Linked DNA regions of Homo sapiens: region 1 is linked to region 2. A link is an interaction called in ENCODE POLR2A ChIA-PET data of the cell type or tissue named here. Cell type or tissue: OCI-LY7. All regions are shown on one strand. Each heading gives the region's core, and the rest is flanking DNA. Links, peaks and the distances in the headings are about the cores only.

Evidence for each region. Peaks named below come from ENCODE experiments on the same cell type or tissue, not always from the same donor. Only the 100,000 strongest peaks of a DNase experiment are listed, where the experiment ranks them.
Region 1: POLR2A ChIA-PET joins it to region 2 with 5 read pairs; 5 of 35 experiments call an interaction of 5 or more read pairs at or near these places.

The regions. Positions count from the first base shown.
Region 1 is chr3:129,200,554-129,210,090 of GRCh38, forward strand. No RefSeq gene overlaps it. Among named protein-coding and RNA genes, the nearest start is that of CNBP, 21 kb to the left of the region's middle. In OCI-LY7, for the core only: no CTCF peak of the experiment used is centred there; no DNase peak of the experiment used is centred there.
Region 2 is chr3:129,022,957-129,032,493 of GRCh38, forward strand. EFCC1 (EF-hand and coiled-coil domain containing 1) reads left to right here. Exons shown (of 8, transcript NM_001377500.1): 3 at 7,747-7,904. It also overlaps a transcript of CFAP92 not described here. Among named protein-coding and RNA genes, the nearest start is that of EFCC1, 26 kb to the left of the region's middle. RefSeq lists a silencer at 4,120-4,609. In OCI-LY7, for the core only: CTCF peaks have their summits at 1,194, 1,411, 4,343 and 4,543; DNase peaks (open chromatin) are centred at 1,185 and 4,245; H3K4me3 peaks cover 1,736 bases; H3K27ac peaks cover 2,087 bases.

The DNA of each region.
Region 1 (9,537 bases), core at 997-8,996, 180 kb after region 2:
GCCCGGCCACTTGCTGGTGATTCTGAAGGATCTGTCCTTTGCGGTGTCCCTCCTTGCTCTCCAGAATCTTCGCTTCAACTCCCATCTAAGATGAAAGGAGCCAACTAAGCTCACTTCGGGGCAGCTGGTCATTGCCTTTAGGGAACACGAGATTAGCGTTGCCAGATATCTGACCTTTTGGCAGAAGTTAAAATTCTTGATATTTTTGAGAATCTTCTAATTTTCAACTGTTGGCAACTTATTTAAAAGATTGTTCTGGCCAAATGAAACCCATTAGCAGGATGGATTTTGCCCACAGACCACTGGTGACTGATGACACATTTTCAAGCTTTACCCCTCACGTCTTTCTCTCTCGTTTTTTTTTTTTTGTTTGTTTGTTTGTTTTAAGATGGAGTTTCACTCTTGTTGCTCAGGCTGGAGTGCAATGGCACAATCTCGGGTCACTGCAAACTCCGCCTCCCAGGATCAAGCAATTCTCCTGCCTCAGCCTCCCAAATAGCTGGGATTACAGGCATGTGCCACCACGCCCAGCTAATTTTGTATTTTTTTTTTTTAGTAGAGATGGGGTTTCACCATGTTGGCCAGGCTGGTTTCTAACTCCTGACCTCAGATAATCCACCCGCTTTGGCCTCCCAAAGTGCTGGGATTACAGGTGTGAGCCACCACACCCAGCCCTCACCTCCTTTTTGAATTTGGGACTTGTATCTTTACTTAAAATTTGGATAGATTAAACCGGGCATTTCCACACACTGTTCAAATACAACTCATTTAAACTACAATGTACTTTACCAAATATACAAACAAGCAAACAAAACCAGCTTATCATTTTAAAGTCTGTGTCAGCCACCACTCATCTGTTAGTCCAGATTAGAAGCCTTGGAGTCATCTGTGGTCCTTCTCTCTACTTTGTCTCTCACCTGCAATTCCTTCCTTAAGCACCAAATGCCAGGTATTAAGCTAAACACTGAGGATACAAAGCTTAGCCAGTGGTGGTGTGGGTGCTTGTACTCCCAGCTTACTTAGGAGGCCAAGGCAGGAGGATTGCTTGAGCCCAACAGGTCAAGTCTGCAGTGACCCATGATCGTGCCACTGCACTCCAGCCTGGACAACAGAGTGAAACCCTGTCTCTAAAAAGTAAAATATAAAAATAAAACTAAAGTTGAAAAGACAGCCCAGGCCAGGCTCTGCAGCTGTTAATGTCTATGGGTAGAAGGCAACAAGTATTTACAAAACAGTATTTACCAAGTATTATAACAGACATATACAAAATGCCACATGATCTTGTTTAATCCACACAATAATCTTGTGAAATAGTGTCTTTTTAATAACAGCTTTATTGAGATATAATTGACATACCATAAAAGCCACCCTTTTAAAATGTACAATTCAGTAGGTTTTAGTACATTCATAGTGCCATGACATCAAATTAGTTGTTATCACTAATTCCAGAACATTGGGTTTTTTAAAAATTTTGATAGAGATGAAGTTTCACTGTGTTGCTCAGGCTGGTCTCAAACTCCTGAGTAAAGTGATGCAAAGTGCCTTGGCCTCCCAAAGTGCTGAGATTACAGGTGTGAGCCATGGTGGCCAGCCCAGAACATTGTTTTGAGCAGTTTTAAGTTCATAGCAAAATTGAGCAGAAAGTACAGAGTTCCCATTCATTCCCTGCCCCCACACATGCATAAACAAGGATCAGCATCTCCACTAGAGTGATAGATTTGTTACAATCAATGAACTTTCACTGATTCATCATTACCCCCAAAAGTTCATAATTTACATTAGGGTTCACTCTTGGTGCCATACATTATATGGGTTTGGACAAAAGTATAACGATATGTATCCACTTTTGTAGTATCATACAGAGTGGTTGTCACTGCCCCCAAAATCTCTGTGCTCTGCCTATTCATCACTCTCTCCTAATCCTTGGCAACCTGGACTTCTCCGTATTTTTGCTTTTCCAGACTGTTATGTACAGTATTTGGAATCACACAGTATGTAGCCTTTTCAGATTGGCATCTTTCACTTAGTGATACGCGTTTATGGGTCCTCCATGTCTTTTCATGTCTTGATAGTTCATTTTTTAGTGCTGAATGCTATTCCATTGTCTGAATGTACTACAGTTTATCCATTCACCTGCTGAAGGACATCTTGGTGGCTTCCAAGTTTTGACAATCATGAATAAAGCTGGTATAAGCATCTGTGTGCAGGTTTTTTGTGGACATATTTTCAGTTCATTTGGTTAAATAACCACAAAGCAAATTGCTGGTTCATATGGTAGGAGTATATTTAATTTTTGTAAGAAACTGCCAAATTGTCTTCCAAAGTGTCTGTACCATTTGCCCTTCCCCTGAGCAATGAATGAGAGTTCCTGTTGCTCAACATCCTTGTCAGCATTTGATATTGTCAGTGTTTTAGATTTTGGCCATTCTAATAGATGTGTAATAGTATCTCATTTTTGTTTTAATTTGCAATTCCCTAAGGGCATATGATATATAGTTTGGATATTTGTCGCCACTCAAATCTCATGTTGAAATGTAATCCCTAATGTTGGAGGTGGGGCCTGGTGGAGGGGTTTGGGTCATGGGGCAGATCCCTCATGGCTTGGTGCTGTCCTTGCAATGGTGAGTGAGTTATCATAAGATTGGTTGTTTAAGCGTGTGGCACCTTCCCCCTACACTGTCTTGCTCCTGCCTTCACCATGTGATGATGTGCCTGCTCCTGCTTCACCTTCCATCATGAGTGAAAGCTCCCCGAGGCCTCCCCAGAAGCTGATAAGATAGATGCTGGTGCCATGCTTGTACAGCCTACAGAACTGTGAGAAATTAAACCTCTTTTCTCAATAAAATACCCAGTCTCAGGTATTTCTTTTCTTTCTTTTTTTTTTTTTTTTGAGATGGAGTCTCACTCTGTCGTCCAGGCTGGAGTGTGGTGGCGCAATGTTGGCTCACTGCAACCTTCACCTCCCAGGGTCAAGTGATTCTCCTGCCTCAGCCTCCCAAGTAGCTGGGATTACAAGTGCATGCCACCATGCCCAGCTAATTTTTGTATTATTAATAAAGATGGGGTTTCACCATGTTGGCCAGGCTGGTTTTGAACTTCTGGCCTCAAGTGATCCTCCTATGTTGACCTCCCAAACTGCTGGGATTATAGGTGTGAGCCACCATGCCCAGCCTGGCTACTTTTAAGTTTCCATTTCTCTCCAGCAATAACTAATCTTTTCATTCATTATGTCTGTTGTAACCTTTAACATATTGATAATAGTTGCTTTATATTTAAATTTTTGTTAATTTATTTAGAGATGGGATCTTGCTCTGTTGCCCAGGCTGGAATGCAGTGGTACAGTCATGGCTCACTACAGCCCTAAACTCCAGGAGTCAGGTAATCTTCCTGCCTCAGCCTCCTGAGTAGTTGGGACTACAGGCAGGAGCCACTGTGCCCAGAGTGTCCTCATACCTTAAATGCACAATTTCTGTTGCTTACAGTCCAATAACCATTACTGAGTGCTATAGAAATACCAAAAAAACATACATTTTGAAAACAGTCAGAACAGGGTTTGAATCAGGACTTTATCTTGGAGCAAGTTCTTCAACCTCTGTGAGCTCAGTTTTCTTGTCTCCAAAACATAGATCATCTTCACATGACTTTGTGAGGCTTAAATGAAATGAGATTGCATATGTAAAAGTGCCCAGCTCAAGCCTAGTATTTACTGGCCACTGAATAATTATTAGTTTCATTCCCCCTGTACCTATATTATACAAAAAACAAAAGAGGCATTAAAATAGACATCATATTTCTTCATGTGAAAAGCTGTTTTATACGGTTTTATACACAGTTTGAATAGGTAGGAATAATATACAAATTCTGATCAAAATCATAAAATAAAGCTAGGAAATTTTAATTAGTTGAAACTTTAGAAAAACTAAGTAAATAAACTAAATAACTGAATAAATTTAGAATTAAAAAGTAGATATTACCCGAATTTTGGTATGTAAATGAATGTAAAAAACATATAGCCAAAATCACATTAGCAAAAATTCTGTTTCTGCATCAGCCCTGAACCTGCATTTGCTTATAAGTAACATGGTAATTTAACAGGATTCATTTAATTCTTGGCTCCTACTAAAGAGACACTGTCCCTGCCCACGGGCTACACTCCAATAGAGAAGAATACAGAACCAAATGCAGTAGAACTCTGGCAAATGATTCAATAATTCATTCTTCAGTTAATAGGGTTGCAAAAAAAAAAAGTACACTCAGCAAACATTTATTGAGAACCTACTGTGTGACAGGCATGTTCCAGGCACTGCAGATGACACAGAGGATCATCTGGCTTATGGAGTTGTTGTTGTTGTTGTTGTTTTTGACACAGGGTCTCTCTCTGTTGCCCAGACTGGAGTGCAGTGGCATGATCTCGGCTCACTGCAACCTCTGCCTCCCAAGCTCAAATGATCCTCCCACCTCAGCCTCCCCAGTAGCTGGGACCACAGGTGTGAGTCCCAGCTAATTTCTGTATTTTTTGTAAAGATAGGGTCTCCCTATGTTGCCCAGGCTGGTCTCGAACTCCTGGCTTCAAGCAATCCACCCACCTTGGCCTCCCAAAATGCTGGGATGATAGGTGTGAGCCACTGTGCCCAGCCTTATGGAGTTTACTTTACCAGGGCTGTGTTTAGAGAGAGCTTTGCCAAAACATAAACACACAAACACTGCCAACGGGAGAATGCCACGTAGTGAGGTAAGCAAACAATGGCAACAACAAAGTTCTCCCGCTCTCAGCCAAGAAAAGCCCAACTCTATGCCTTAGCAGAATGACCAAGTAACACTGTCCTGGACCTTCAGGGTCACCAGAGAACAGGCCAAACTAAGACTGCTTCAGCCTACAAATGACAAGAGCCTACCATACAAGCAGAGTATTCTATGACACCAGGACACGCTAAAGCCATGTGGGCCTCTGTGGTCTAGGTTTGCCTCTCCCTGCAGCCACATGGGCTGTGGAGAGTTTTTGGGAGTTTCCTGCCTTCATGCCCTGCACATACTCTGCCTGGACCACTCTTGTGCTTGCCGTTCCTGCCAACTCCCAGGTGAACCACGCATCCTTGGGTCACAGTCTTTGCAGGCAGTGACCCACACACCCTCAGGAGGAGATGCCCTGGCAGAGCCCCGCCCCCACTCCATCAGGTATGCTATGTACTGGGCTGAAAGGTTCTACAGAAACACATGGGGGCTTCCCCACCAGGATGGCTGCTCCTAGGACAGGACTGGGTCACAAGTATTTTCTGTCTCCCTAGTGCTGGCCTAGAGTAGGTGCTTACAGCCATTTGTTAAATTGAAAGGGACAAGTGTACAAAGGCAGGCTGAGCCTGTCATCAGCCTGGCCACATTGTGTACGTGGCAGAATGATGGCCCTGGATACTGACCCCCTGCGCCCACTGCATCTGACACCGAGTCTGACTTAGAACTTTAATCTGGAAGGATTTTTTTTTTTTAATTTCTAAGTCTCCACCTCACCACTTTTTTTTTTTTTTTTTGAGACCAAGTCTCACTTTGTTGCCCAGGCTGGAGTGCAGTGGCATGATCTCAGCTCACTGCAACCTCCACCTCCTGGGTTCAAGCAATTCTCCTGCCTCAGCCTCCTGAGTAGCTGGGACTACAGGCATGTACCACCATGCCCAACTAATTTTTGTGTTTTTGTAAAGAAGGGGTTTCACCATGTTGGCCAGGCTTGTCTTAAACTCCTAACCTCAAGTGATCCCCCAGCCTGAGCCTCCCTAAGTGCTAGGATTACAGACGTGAGCCACTGTGCCCTGCCCACCTCACTACATTTTAAGTTGATTTTTTTAAAAGGGTCAGTGTTCATTAAAGGAAGACTAAACAGATTTCTGGTTGTTTTTGTTGTTGCTGTTTTAGAGACAGGGTCTCCCTCTGTTGCCCAGGCTGGAGTGCAGTGGCACAATCCTAGCTCACTGAAACCTTGAACTCTTGGGTTCAAGCGATTCTCCCATCTCAGCTTCCCAAGTGGCTAGGACTACAGGTATATACCACCATGCTTGGCTAGCAGATTTCTGTTTTACAAGCCAAGGCCTTCTGCAGCTTTGGAGTGGATTCTCTATCTGAATGTTTTATTGTGGTAAAATATACATAATGGCCGGGCGCGGTGGCTCACGCTTGTAATCCCAGCACTTTAGGAGGCTGAGGTGGGCGGATCACGAGGTCAGGAGATCGAGACCAAGGTGAAACCCCGTCTCTACTGAAAATACAAAAAAATTAGCCGGGCGTGGTGGCAGGCACCTGTAGTCCCAGCTACTCGGAGAGGCTGAGGCAGGAGAATGGCGTGAACCCGCGAGGCGGAGCTTGCAGTGAGCAGAGATGGCGCCAATGCACTCCAGCCTGGGCGACAGAGTGAGACTCCATCTCAAAAAAAAAAAAAAAAAATATATATATATATATATATATATATATACACACACACATACATATACATATATATACGTATATATATATATGTGTGTGTGTGTGTGTATATATATATACACATAACATAAAATTTACCACTTTAAGTGAAGAGTCCGGTGGCACTAAGTACATTCACATTGTTGGGCAACCGTCACCACCATCCATCTCAGAACTTTTTTGTCTTCCTCAACTGAAACTCTGTCCCCATGAAACACTAACTCCCCATTTTCCCTTCCCCCACCCCCTAGCAACTGTCATTCTGCCTTCTGTCTTTATGAATTTGACTACTCTAGGGCCCTCATGTAAGTAGAACCATACAGTATTTTCCTTTTGTGACTGGCTTATTCACTTAGCATGATGTCCTCAAGGTTCACCCATGTTGTAGCTCATGCTCAGAATTTATTTCCTTTTTAAGTCTCTAGTTGAATTCTTATCCCTTCATTTCGCTTCAAATTAAAACAACACAAGTCAGCCCTGATTTTGCAAACAAATGTGCCAAAGTGACATAAAGGCACGATGCAGCCTGAGAGGCCTGTCCACGCTGGCTGCCAGCCACTGTCTCCAGAGGCTGCCTTTGCAAGGATGGTCACTTGGATAAGGGGCTTGAAGCTCTCCCTATTGATGGTGGCTGAGAAGTAGCAGAACGTTAAGTTTTCTTTGCCAAAACAGAATCTAAATTGTGCTGAATCAGAGCAACTATAAACATTGTTTGCTTTTAAATATTTTACTTTATCCAGCAGGCTTTCAGATAATCAGCTTGTGTTCTGGAACTGTCTTTCTGAGAAATAAACACAAATGAGTTGGCAGAGTCCACGTACAAAATATCTCAGGCTGTCCCAGCCTAGGACAAGCCAAGTAAATATAAATCATGGATTTTATAGCATTATATAAATCTTTATAAAAGGAATGCATTAATTGATTCAAGGACATTTGTAGTCTATATGAAACTAGCAATACATAAAATATTTTATGTTTTTTTCTTATACTTTAATATTCTACTCTCTCTCTCTCTCTATATATATATATATATTTTTTTTTTTTTTTTTTGAGATGGAGTCTCGCTCTGTTGCCCAGGCTGGATGGAGTGCAGTGGCGTGATCTCGGCTCACTGCAACCTCCGCCTTCTGGGTTCAGGCAATTATCCTGCCTCAGCCTCCCAAGTAGTTGGGACTGCAGGCGTCTGTCACCACGCTTAGCTAATTTTTTTTTTTTTTTTTTTGAGACGGAGTCTCCCTCTGTCACCCAGGCTGGAGTGCAGTGGCGCGACCTCGGCTCACTGCAACCTCCACCTCCCGGGTCCAAGCGATTCTCCTGCCTCAGCCTCCTGAGTAGCTGGGACTACAGGCGCATGCCACCACGCCTGGCCAATTTTTGTATTTTTGGTAGAGACAGGGTTCCTCCATGTTGGCCAGGTTGGTCTCAAACTCCTGACCTCAGGTGATCTGCCCGCCTTGGCCCCCCAAAGTGTTGGGATTACAGGTGTGAGCCACCGTGCCTGGCCAGCTAATTTTTGTTTTTATTTTTATTTTATTTTATTTATTTATTTTTTTTTTTGAGACGGAGTCTCACTCTGTTGCCAGGCTGGAGTGCAGTGGCACGATCTCGGCTCACTGCAACCTCTGCCTCCTGGTTCAAGCAATTCTCCTGCCTCAGCCTCCCGAGTAGGTGGGACTACAGGCGCACGCCACCATGCCTGGCTAATTTTATTTTTTTATTTTTTTATTTTAGTAGAAACAGGGTTTCACCATGTTGCCCAGGCTGGTCTCGAACTCCTGAGATCAGGCAATCTGCCCGCCTCGGCCTCCCAAAATGTTAGGATTACAGGTGTAAGCCACTGTGCCCAGCCTATTTTATTTTCTTTGAGATGGAATTTCGCTCTTGTCACCCAGCCTGGAGTGCATTGGCGCGATCTCTGCTCACCGCAACCTCTGCCTCCCGGGTTCAGGCAATTCTCCTGCCTCAGCCTCCCAAATAGCTGGTACTACAGGCATCCGCCACCATGCCTAGCTAAGCTTTGTTTTTATTTTTATTTTATTTTATTTTGAGACAGAATTTCACTCTTGTCACCCAGGCTAGAGTGCAATGGCACGATCTCCGTTCACTGCAACCTCCGCTTCCTGGGTTCAAGCTATTCTCTTGCCTCAGCCTCCTGAGTAGCTGGGATTACAGGCTCCCGTCATCACGTCTGGCTAATTTTTGTATTTTTAGTAGAGATTTGAATTCCTGACCTCAAGTGATTGCCCACCTCAGCCTCCCAAAGTGCTGGGATTACAGGTGTGAACCACCGCACCCAGCCCTCCTATATAGATATATTTCATATAATATTTTCTAAGTACAGTAATTTTATCACCTCTTCTAGTCATCAGTTAATCAAACCGAAGTCAAAGAAATAACTGCTGGTGTCTCTAGAAAACAATCCAACCAGGCCAGGCGCAGTGGCTAATGCCTGTAATCCCAACACTTTGGGAGGCCGAGGCGGGTGGATCACTTGAGGTCAGGAGTTTGAGACCAGCCTGGCCAATATGGTGAAACCCCGTCTCTACTAAATTTACAAAAGTTAGCTGGGCGTGGTGGTGGGTGCCTGTAATCCCAGCTACTCGAGAGGCTGAAGCAGGAGAATCGCTTGAACCTGGGAGGCAGAGGTTGCAGTGAGCCGAGATCATACCACTGCACTCCAGCCTGGGCGACAGAGCGAGACTCTGTCTCAAAAACAAAACAGAACAAAACAAAAAGTTAAACATAGACTTACCATATGACCCAGCAATTCTACTCCTAGGTGTATACCCCAAAGAATTAAACACAGGGACACAAACACCAATGGTCATTGAAGCATTAGCATTGTTCACAACAGCCAAAAGGCAGAAACAACTCATGTTCATCAATAGATGAACAGGTACACAAAACACGGTATATACTCTTCAATGGAAGATTACTTGGCCTTAAAATGGAACGAAAATAGGAAATAACAAGTGGTGGCAAGAATGTGGACGAATTGGAACCCTCATGCATTGCTGGTGGGTCTCTCTGGAAAACAGTTTGATGAGTCCTTAAAAATTTAAACCAAACCGCCATATGATCCAGCAATTT
Region 2 (9,537 bases), core at 772-8,771:
CCTCACAGTTGCTAGCCTCTCTTGAATGGACAGAGAACAGCCTCGGGTTCAGAGGCAGACAGAAAATAAGATCTAGCTAGAACTGACTAACTGTGTTTCATTCTTGCTTTATGTATTTTTAGGGTGTTAAAAGGAAAACTTTAGACATATTAAATTTAACAGAGTTTATCTGAGTAAAGAACAAGTCATGAATTGGGCAGCTGTCAGGGACAGCAGAGGTTTGGGGAGCTCAGCCTGCTATTTGTTACAAATATATGCTTCTAAATTAGAGTTTGATTTCTTCACATACTAAGTTCGGCTTCAGATCATCACTCAAAGTACAGAGACAGCCTCAGGCTAATGGCCTCTTGCTTCTTTTTTTTTTTTTTTTTGAGACAGAGTCTTGAGTCTTGCTCAGTCACCCAGGCTAGAGTGCAGGCTAGAGCGCAGTGGTGCGATCTTGGCTCACTGCAAGCTCTGCCTCCTGGGTTCACGGCATTCTCCTGCCTCAGCCTCCCGAGTAGCTGGGACTACAGGCGCCCGCCACCATGCCTGGCTAATTTTGGTTTTGTATTTTTAGTAGAGACGAGGTTTCACCATGTTAGCCAGGATGGTCTCGACCTCCTGACCTCATGATCCACCCGCCTCGGCCTCCCAAAGTGCTGGGATTACAGGCGTGAGCCACCGCGCCTGGCCACCTCTTGATTCTTAAATTTAACAATGGTTACTATTTATGGCAAGAGATGCTGGGTTTTCATTATTGGTTATAATATTTACCACTACATAAAATATGTATTAGTAAATAAAAGGACAAATGACCAAAAATGTCTGCAGCTTAGGAATCTGCATTATCCTATCACGTAGGGTCCACCCCTCTCTGAGGTGCACAGAGGGCTTAGCCCCATTCCACAGGACAAAGCTGATAGGAACTGGGAATGGTAGGACTCAACCCATGTCTTGTGGCTCCAGATCTAGTGCTCTTCCTTCTCTGTCCTTTCTGGAACAATCCAAGAGCAGGTGAATAGGTGATAGGAGTAAACTGGATGCTTACCCAGGCTCTGGTCTTGTCCCTGGCCTGGCCTTTCCTTGCACTTCCACCCCTAAATCCCATTCATTCATTTGACAAACCTTCATTGGGCCACTCAGTCCCTGTGCTAACTGTCCTCAAGGAAATCCCAGTCTGGTGAGAGAGAAACACCATAACACACCACACGAGGGCTCTAGGAGCCAGGAGAGGTGTCTTATTCATATTTATTTGTTCTGCTGTAACAGAATACCACAGACTGGGTAATTTATAAAGAAAAGAAATTTGGGGCTGGGTCTAGTGGCTCACACCTGTAATCCCAGCACCTTTGGAAAGCCGAGTCAGGCAGATCACTTGAGGCCAGGAGTTCAAGACCCGCCTGGCCAACATGGTAAAACCCTTTCTCTACTAAAAATACAAAATTAGCCAGGCATGGTTGCACACACCTGTAGTCCCAACTACTCGGGAGGCTGAGGCAGGAGAATCACTTGAACCTGAGAGGCAGAGGTTGCAGTGAGCCGAGATTGCACCACTGCACTCCAGCCTGGGTGACAGAGCAAGACTCCGTCGCAAAAAAAAAGAAAAAAAAAAAGAAAAAGAAAAACAGAAATTTAGCTAAGGGTTCTGGAGGCTGGGAAGTAAAGGGCATGTCACATCTGGCCATAGGCTTCTTGGTGCACCGTTCCAGGGAAGAAGGTAGAAGAACAAAAGAGGGAGAGAGGGAGACAAACGCATTCCTGTATCTGGAGCCCACTCCTGCAGTAATGGTGTGGATCCACTCGTGAGGGCAGAGCTCTCATGGCCTGATCACCTCTTCAAGGCCCCACCTCTCTACACTGTTGCATTGGGGATTAGGTTTCCAACACGTGAACTTTGGGGGACACATTCAAACCATAGCAGAGGGAGAGGTGAGTTCTGAGAAAGTGACATTTTTGTTGGGGTGGGAGAACGAAGAACCAGGAGGATTTTCTGGGCACTACTTGCTGGAGCCAAACCCAGCGGCCACTCTTTGGGTGGTCAAGTGGGTGATGGCACACTTCACTGAGGGAGGGAGGAGCAGATGGAGGAAGACCAGGACAAGTCCAGGTGGCATGAGAGGCTGTGAGAAGCCTGTGGGACATCCAAATAGAGGTGCCACAGTTAAGTTCGGGCGCTTGTCAGGAACTGGATCTGAGCCCGAGGTTCAAGAGAGAGGCCAGAGCTGGAGATAAGAAGTAGGAAGTCATGGGCACGCAAAGCCATGGCGTTGGCTGAGACTCCTCCTAGAGCGAGTGCACACTGAGGAGAGAAGAGGTCCTCAGAGGGCATCCCAGGGCTCACCGGCATTAGGGGTCGGGACGGAGAGGCAAAATGGCGAAGAGTGCCAGGGAGGCAGGAGGAATCCCAGAGGAGAGCAGTCTCCCGGAAGCCACGGGAAGAGTGTGTAAGCGAGGGAGGAATCTGATGTCCAATCCTTTCTCTTTAGGCCAAGTCAAATGCGTGCTGAGAACTGGCCATTGGGCTTGGCAGCCCAGTGCCGTGGGTGATGTGACGGGGACCAAGACATGATTGGGGCAGCATGTGTAGTAGGCACAGTGCTTTCAAGTTTTCTGTCAAGTAGGGCAGAGTAAGGGTGGTAGCTGGGAAAGTCATATGGTCAGAGGATGTTTTGTGTATTTGCTTGTTTGAAGGTGGAGCTATTATAGCATGTGAGTGTGATGAGGGGTGGCTGATCTGCTGAATAATCCAGCAGAGAGAGGGGCAATGGGAGAAGCAGTTGAATACTGGTCACTAGACAACAGTAGCACACCCCAGGGCTCCCTGAGGAAGCACTTGTTCCATTTCTCTGTAGCCACATTTTACTTCTTGGAAAATTCCAAAGAGTGTCCTCATCTGTCCTGCTCTCCAGATGGCTCTGTTCTCTTCCCAGCTTCACTGCCTGTGACCTGGAGTTACCCACTGACAACGGCAGCTGGGCCGGGTCATTCCAGAGCCTGCCTTCCAAGCTTCCCTTGTGCCTGGCATGTGGGCCTGGAGCCTCCCGCCTGAGTGCAGACCCCACCTCTCCCGCGGTGCGGCTCCAGCAGCTTCCTCCAGCTCTTAGTGCTTTGGTTTCCTCCTCTGTAAATGGAGATAATGACCTTACCTGTTATAGGGTTTTCATGAGGAAGATGTTTGAAATATTGAGAACAGCTTTCAGAACATTCTGAAGGGTTTAGTTGGTATTGTCGTTGCTGTCCGTGCAGGAAGCTGTGCCTGGAGCAGGCTTTCTAAGACACATGCAAGTGCTAGGAGGTGGAGTGTGGGGATCCAGTCCACCCCAGGCAGCCTGTGCCAGGAAACATTTAAACAGGCCCCTGGGGGTAAAAGCTGTCCCTCCATCTCATTTTGCTTGTTGAAACCCTTAAATGATTTAGGGAATAGAAGAAGCAGCAGCATCTCATAGTGGAAAGATTTCAATATTAATGTCTAATTCAACCTCCAACTGTATTCACAATTCCAGCCGCTGAAGTCCCTTACCTGCTGACATACCTCCTCTGCCAAGAAGCTCACTGCCTTCCACAGCACATCCATCATTCTTCATCAGCAGTTCCTGCGAGAAAGTTGTTCCTCCCAGTGAGCTAAAATCGCCTCCCTTTGATTACCAACTCCCATCTTTGCTGTCTCACCCCAGTTAAACACCTCCCTATGGGGCCATATAACCAGGTACCTGCCTCTACCCTTGAGTCTTGGAGACAGTGACCTTATTCCCTTGTGTCTTTTCTTCTCCAGGCTGTAGTCTGGAGCCTGTGGAGTAGGGAGATACTGGCACCTCCCCAGTGAGATCTCAACTATTATGACCTAAGCTGTAGTCACGCGGTCTCACATTGAAGCAAGAATCCCCACCCGGGGGTTTTCACACTGGTTGCTGCTAAGCAACGTGCCCATTCTCGGCTTGCACTGGGGGACCCTGAATGCAGGATTTTATGAATCAGAGTCATGGGCTCAAAAAACACGAAATTCCAGGGTTAGCCCTGGCTTTAGGCAAAGCCTGATCCAGCAGCTCAACTGATGTTACTAAGGGTCCTGTTTCTTTTGCCGTCATCTTTGGGCTCTATCTGCAGCCCCCAAGCATCTCCGGACGGCCCCCTCAGAGGCACAACTTCCCGCTTCGTCGGTCATCATGCTCCGCGCCCTCAGGCAGTCAGCGAAACGCCGGAAACGCCTGCAGACGCCTGCAGACGCTCCTTGTGTTTCATTGGCTACCCGTGCAGCCCTGGGCCACTCACGGTGGCCAGGGTGGGGTTATGCTGATGAGCACGGGGAGGCCCCGCGGGCGGCGGCGGTGCTCGCAGCCGAGGTGCCGGCGGGGAGCTGGCCATGGGGAGGCGCTGCAGGGGGCCCCGGCGCCCGTGCCCCGTTTGGGCTGTGCGCGCTGCCGGCTGGCTCCCCTCTTGGGCTCGCGGGCCCTCCAAGTGCCAAGTCCACCTGACGGAGCCCGGGCCGGGAGCCCGCGCCCCTCACCTGCCCAGACTCTCCGCGGGGGCTCACCCCAGTCACGCGGATCAGCCGCGGGAGGCTCCCTGCCTGCCCCTCCTGGGTGCTGCAGGGCTTCCACCTGCGCAGTGAGAGGCTCAGCAAGGGGCCATGGCTCCGAATGGCACCTCCCGAGCAGGGGTCTTTGTGTTCCAATAATATTTGGTCATAGGAAGTCCACTCAGCGAGTCCATGTAAAACATGTAAAATGGGGACTCAGGGCGGGTGCGGTGGTCCACGCCTGTAATCTCAGCACTTTCTGGGGCCGAGGCGGGCGGATCACCTCAGGTCAAGAGTTCGAGACCAGCCTGGGCAACATGGAAACCTCGACTCTACTAAAAATACAAAAGTTAGCCGGGCATGGTGGCGGGCGCCTGTAGTCCCAGCTACTTGGGAGGCTGAGACATGACAATCGCTTGAACCCAGGAGGTGGAAGTTGCAGTGAGCTGAGATCGCGCCACTGCACTCCACCCTGAGTGACAGAGCAGGACTCAATCTCAGTAAATAAATAATAAAATAAAAATAAAATGGGGACTCTTTGGAGATTGAAAAATAAAGCTACAATGTATGAAAATGAGTTGTCATACTATTTAATAAGACCAGGTAATATTTTCAGCCATTTCATTCTTTTTTTTTTTTTTCTTTTTTGAGATGGAGCCTCACCTTTTCACCCAGGCTGCAGTACAGTGGTGCGATCTAGGTTACGGCAACCGCCACCTCCTGGGTTCAAGCTATTCTCCCGCCACAGCCTCCTGAGTAGCTGGGATTACAGGTGCCCGCCACCACACCCAGCTAATTTTTGTATTTTTAGTAGAGATGTGGTGTCACCATGTTGGCCAGGCTGGTCTCTAACTCCTGACCTCAAGTGATCCATCTGCCTCGGCCTCCCAAAGTGCTGGGATTACAGGTGTGAACCACCGTGCCCAGTCTAGCCATTTCATTCTTAAAAAAAATAATCTCCATGACTGGAGTACAGTGCTCTCATTCTTAGACCAAACACAGAATGACTTAGGACTTTTATTCCTTTTGGAGTGATTTTTCCAACAAAACTGTGAGAACACAGTGGTGCACGCTTACCTTTATGGGTTTTGTTTTTTTGTTTTTGGAAGTTTTCTTTTTGCAGCTTTACCATGAGGAGGGTCCCTTTTGCAAAAATATCTCAGGCCTTTGTTGGCTTTTCTTTTTTCTTTTTTTTTTCTTTTCTTTTGAGACAGAGTCTTGATCTGTCGTGAGGCTGGAGTGCAATGGCATGATCTCAGCTCACTGCAACCTCCGCCTCCCAGGTTCAAGCGATTCTCCTGCCTTGGCCTCCCGAGTAGCTGGGATTACAGGCACGTGCCACCACACCCAGCTAATGTTTCTATTTTTAGTAGAGATGGGGTTTCACCATGTTGGCCAGGCTGGTCTCAATCTCTTGACCTCGTGATCCACCCGCCTTGGCCTCCCAAAGTGCTAGGATTACAGGCGTGAGCCACTGTGCCCAGCCTCATTGGCTTTTTTAAAGGTTTTCTTCGTGCAGCAGAGCACTCTCCTGATGCTCCTGGCTGGTGCTCATCCTGCTGGTTTTCACTTCCTCGGTTGTATTCCAGTCCAGCCCTGCCACAGCCCCGCATCAGTGGCTCTGCCTGCGATTCGAGTTCTCCCGTGTCCCCCTGACCAACACCACTCGGCCTCCCCTTTTCCAAGATGTGGTTTTGCTTCATATTGGGTTCTATCGGGTTGTTACGACGAGATGGATGAGGGACAGATGCTAGTATAAAGTGGCCAGTTTAATAAGTGGCCCATTTATTAGTGAATATTTGCATGTTATGATAGATTTTTCTTTCTCCCCTATCTTGTAACTGCAGGGAAATGGAAAATGAATATTCAAAAGGTCAGGCCCTTAAAATATCAAGAAAAGTGATTGGTGGGGTGTAATGTAGGTTCCCCAAAGCCCAGAGAAGGGAGATGTTTCAATTAAAGGCTTTCGGGGGCAAGGAACAGAAATGCAATTTAAACTAGTTGGGTGTGGTGACTCACATCTGAAATCCCAGTGCTTTTGGAGGCCAAGGCGCTGGAGGATCTCTTAAGACCAGGAGTTTGAGAACAGCCTGGGCAACACAGTGAGATTCTGTTGTTTTTTGTTTTTTGGTTTTTTTTTTGAGATGGAGTCTGGCTCTGTTGCCCAGGCTGGAGTGCAGTGGTAGATCTCGGCTCACTGCAGCCTCCACCTCCTGGGCTCCCAGGTTCAAGCGATTCTCCTGCCTCAGCCTCCCAAGTAGCTGGGATTACAGGTGTGTGCCACCACACCCAGCTAATTTTTATATTTTTAGTGGAGACAGGGTTTCACCATGTTGGCCAGGCTGGTCTCGAACTCCTGACCTCAGGTCATCCACCCGCCTCTGCCTCTCATAGTGCTAGGATTACAGGATTCTGTCTCTATTTAAAAAATTAAAAAAAAAAAAAGTAGGCTAGGTGCAGTGGCTCATGGCTGTAATCCCAACACTTTGTGAGGCCGAGGCAGGCAGATTGCCTGAGCTCAGGAGTTCGAGACCAGCGGAAGCAACATGGCAAAACCCTGTCCCCACAAAAAAATACAAAAATTAGCTGGGTGTGGTGGCGCATACCTGTAGTCCCAGCTAATTGTGGGGCTGAAGTGGGAGGATCGCTTGAGCCCGGGAGGTTTGGCTGCAGTGAGCCAAGATCATGCCACAGCACTCCAGCCTGGGTGACATAGAGACCCTATCTCTTAAAAACAAACAAACAAACAAAAAGTAGCTGAAACAATGAAAACTTTTTTTAAAATTCCCCTATAATAAGAAGTACAGAGATGGGTGGCCCTAGGGCTGATGAACTCAACAGCTAAAAGACATTAAGGCTTTTGTTCAGCTATTCAGTAATTCTCTCAGACATTTTTTCATGTCACAAGATGGCTGCTGCAGCTCCAAACATCACATTCTCACATGACAATGTCTAAAGGCAGGAAGGAAGGGGCATTTCTTTTCCTAGAGGTTTTTTTTTATAAGGATGAAAATCCGTTGCAGAAGATTTTGCCTTGAGTCCCATTGGCTAAAACTGGGTTCCATGCCTGTGCCCTAGCTGCAAGGGATGCTGGGAATCTGAGTATCTAGCACTTCCTCCTGGACTGTGGGAAGCTGACTCTGCCAGGGTGACAATGGGTGTTCATAGACAGCTTGCCCATGTACAGTGGGGAATGGAAGAGTCCTGTACTCTCCTCCTCAATGCCTGTGTCTCTCCCACGGCTGCAGGTCAGAGGATTCCCAGCTCCCAACCCCGCAGCTAGCCAACCCAGAGCCAGGAGACAAGAGTAATGAACCTGAAGATGCTGGGACCAGAGACCCAGACCCCACTCCAGAGGGAGCCTGGCAGTCAGACAGCAGCTCTGGAAGCAGAGCCCTGGATGAAGGTTTGTCCCCTGTGCGCCCAGTCTTCCTGCCAGGCTCACAGTCCCTCCGGCTGTGCTCAGCCCTGCTCTCAAGGGCCTGTCTGCATCCATGCTACCACCAGCCTCCAAACAGAGCCCACTCCCACCAGGTGCTCAGGCTGGGCTGGGGCCCTTTTCCCCAGCCCCATCATCCTAAGAACCTGGGCCTAGAGAATCTGGGGTGTGTAGAGCCATCAGGAGGTCAGGATACACTGAGATGTTCCCAAACTTGCCAGGTGGCCAGGGTCACCTTTAAAAGCATGGATGCAGGCTGGATGTGGTAGCTCACGCCTGTGATCCCAGCACTTTGAGAGGCTGAGGCGGGTAGACTGCTTGAGCTCAGGGGTTCGAAACCAGCCTGGCAACATGGCAAAAGCTGGTCTCTACCAAAAATACAAACAAATTAGCCCAGTGTGGTGGCACATGCCTATAGTCCCAGCTACTCGGAGGGGGAGTGGGGGCTGAGGCAGAAGGATCACTTGAGCCTGGGAGGTAGAGGCTGCAGTGAGCCAAGATTGTGCCAGTGCACTCCAGCCTAGGTGACAGAGTGGGGCCCTGCCCCCCTAAAGAAAAAAGAAAAACATGGATGCCCAGGCCCACCCCGGATCTCTGCATGTGATTCTCTGGGGTGGTGGGGGTGGGGTCATAAGCCTGGTTTTGTTTTTAAACAGCTGTATCAGTTAGGACATCGTTTGTCTCCCAGTGTCAGATCATTCAGCCCAAACCGGCTTAAGTTAAAAGAGAATGTATTGGTTCACATAACTTAAAAAGTCCACACAAGCTTCAGGCACAGCTGAAGTGTCAGCAGCGCAGCTGTCTGGACCCCTGGCCCTGCGTTGCTCTACAGTGATTCACTTCACAGCAGGCACTCCCCTCATAGTGGCAAGATGGTCACCAGTGGCTCCAGGCCTGGTCCTCTCAACTCCCAAGCCAGAAGCATGGAGGGCATTTCTCTTCCCTGCAAGTTTTGAGTCCAAGTCTTGGGTTAACTCCAGTGGCTCCCACTGGGTCCCTTGCCCTTCCTGAACTAGTTGCAGAGGAGGCTGCACTCAGCCTGGCCGGGCCTGACTCAAGTGCCCCTGGAGCTGGGTGGAGAGGAAGAGGAGGGAGTGGGACTCCCCTGGGGACGGGGATGGGGACTGAGGTTGGGCAGCAGAACACCAGGGGGCCACACAGACCCCCAGGCTTCCTGATGCTGACACAGGTGGGAGCCCACCGTCAAGGCCAAGCAATACTGTGGACCGCAGACAGTCACATGTGTCACACCCCCTTCCTCCACACTACTCCAAACATTAGACGCCTGTAGTTCCCTGAGCATTGAAAATCTGTCCATCCTGGTGCCTGTACCGTGAGGAGCCCACCCCAGCTCCTAAGAGACTGGCTTGGCCTTTCCTGACTGGGGTTGGTATGGCCTAAAATGGAAATAACACTTACCTCTGAGACCACAAACAGGGCCTGGCTTGTGTCATCTTAGAAAACAGGGAAGAAGCCAGGCACGGTGGTTCATGCCTGTAATCCCAACACTTTGGGAGGCTGAGACAGGAGGATCACTTGAGCCCAGGAGTTTGAGGCTGCAGTGAGCTATCATCACACCACTGCACTCCAGCTTGGGTGA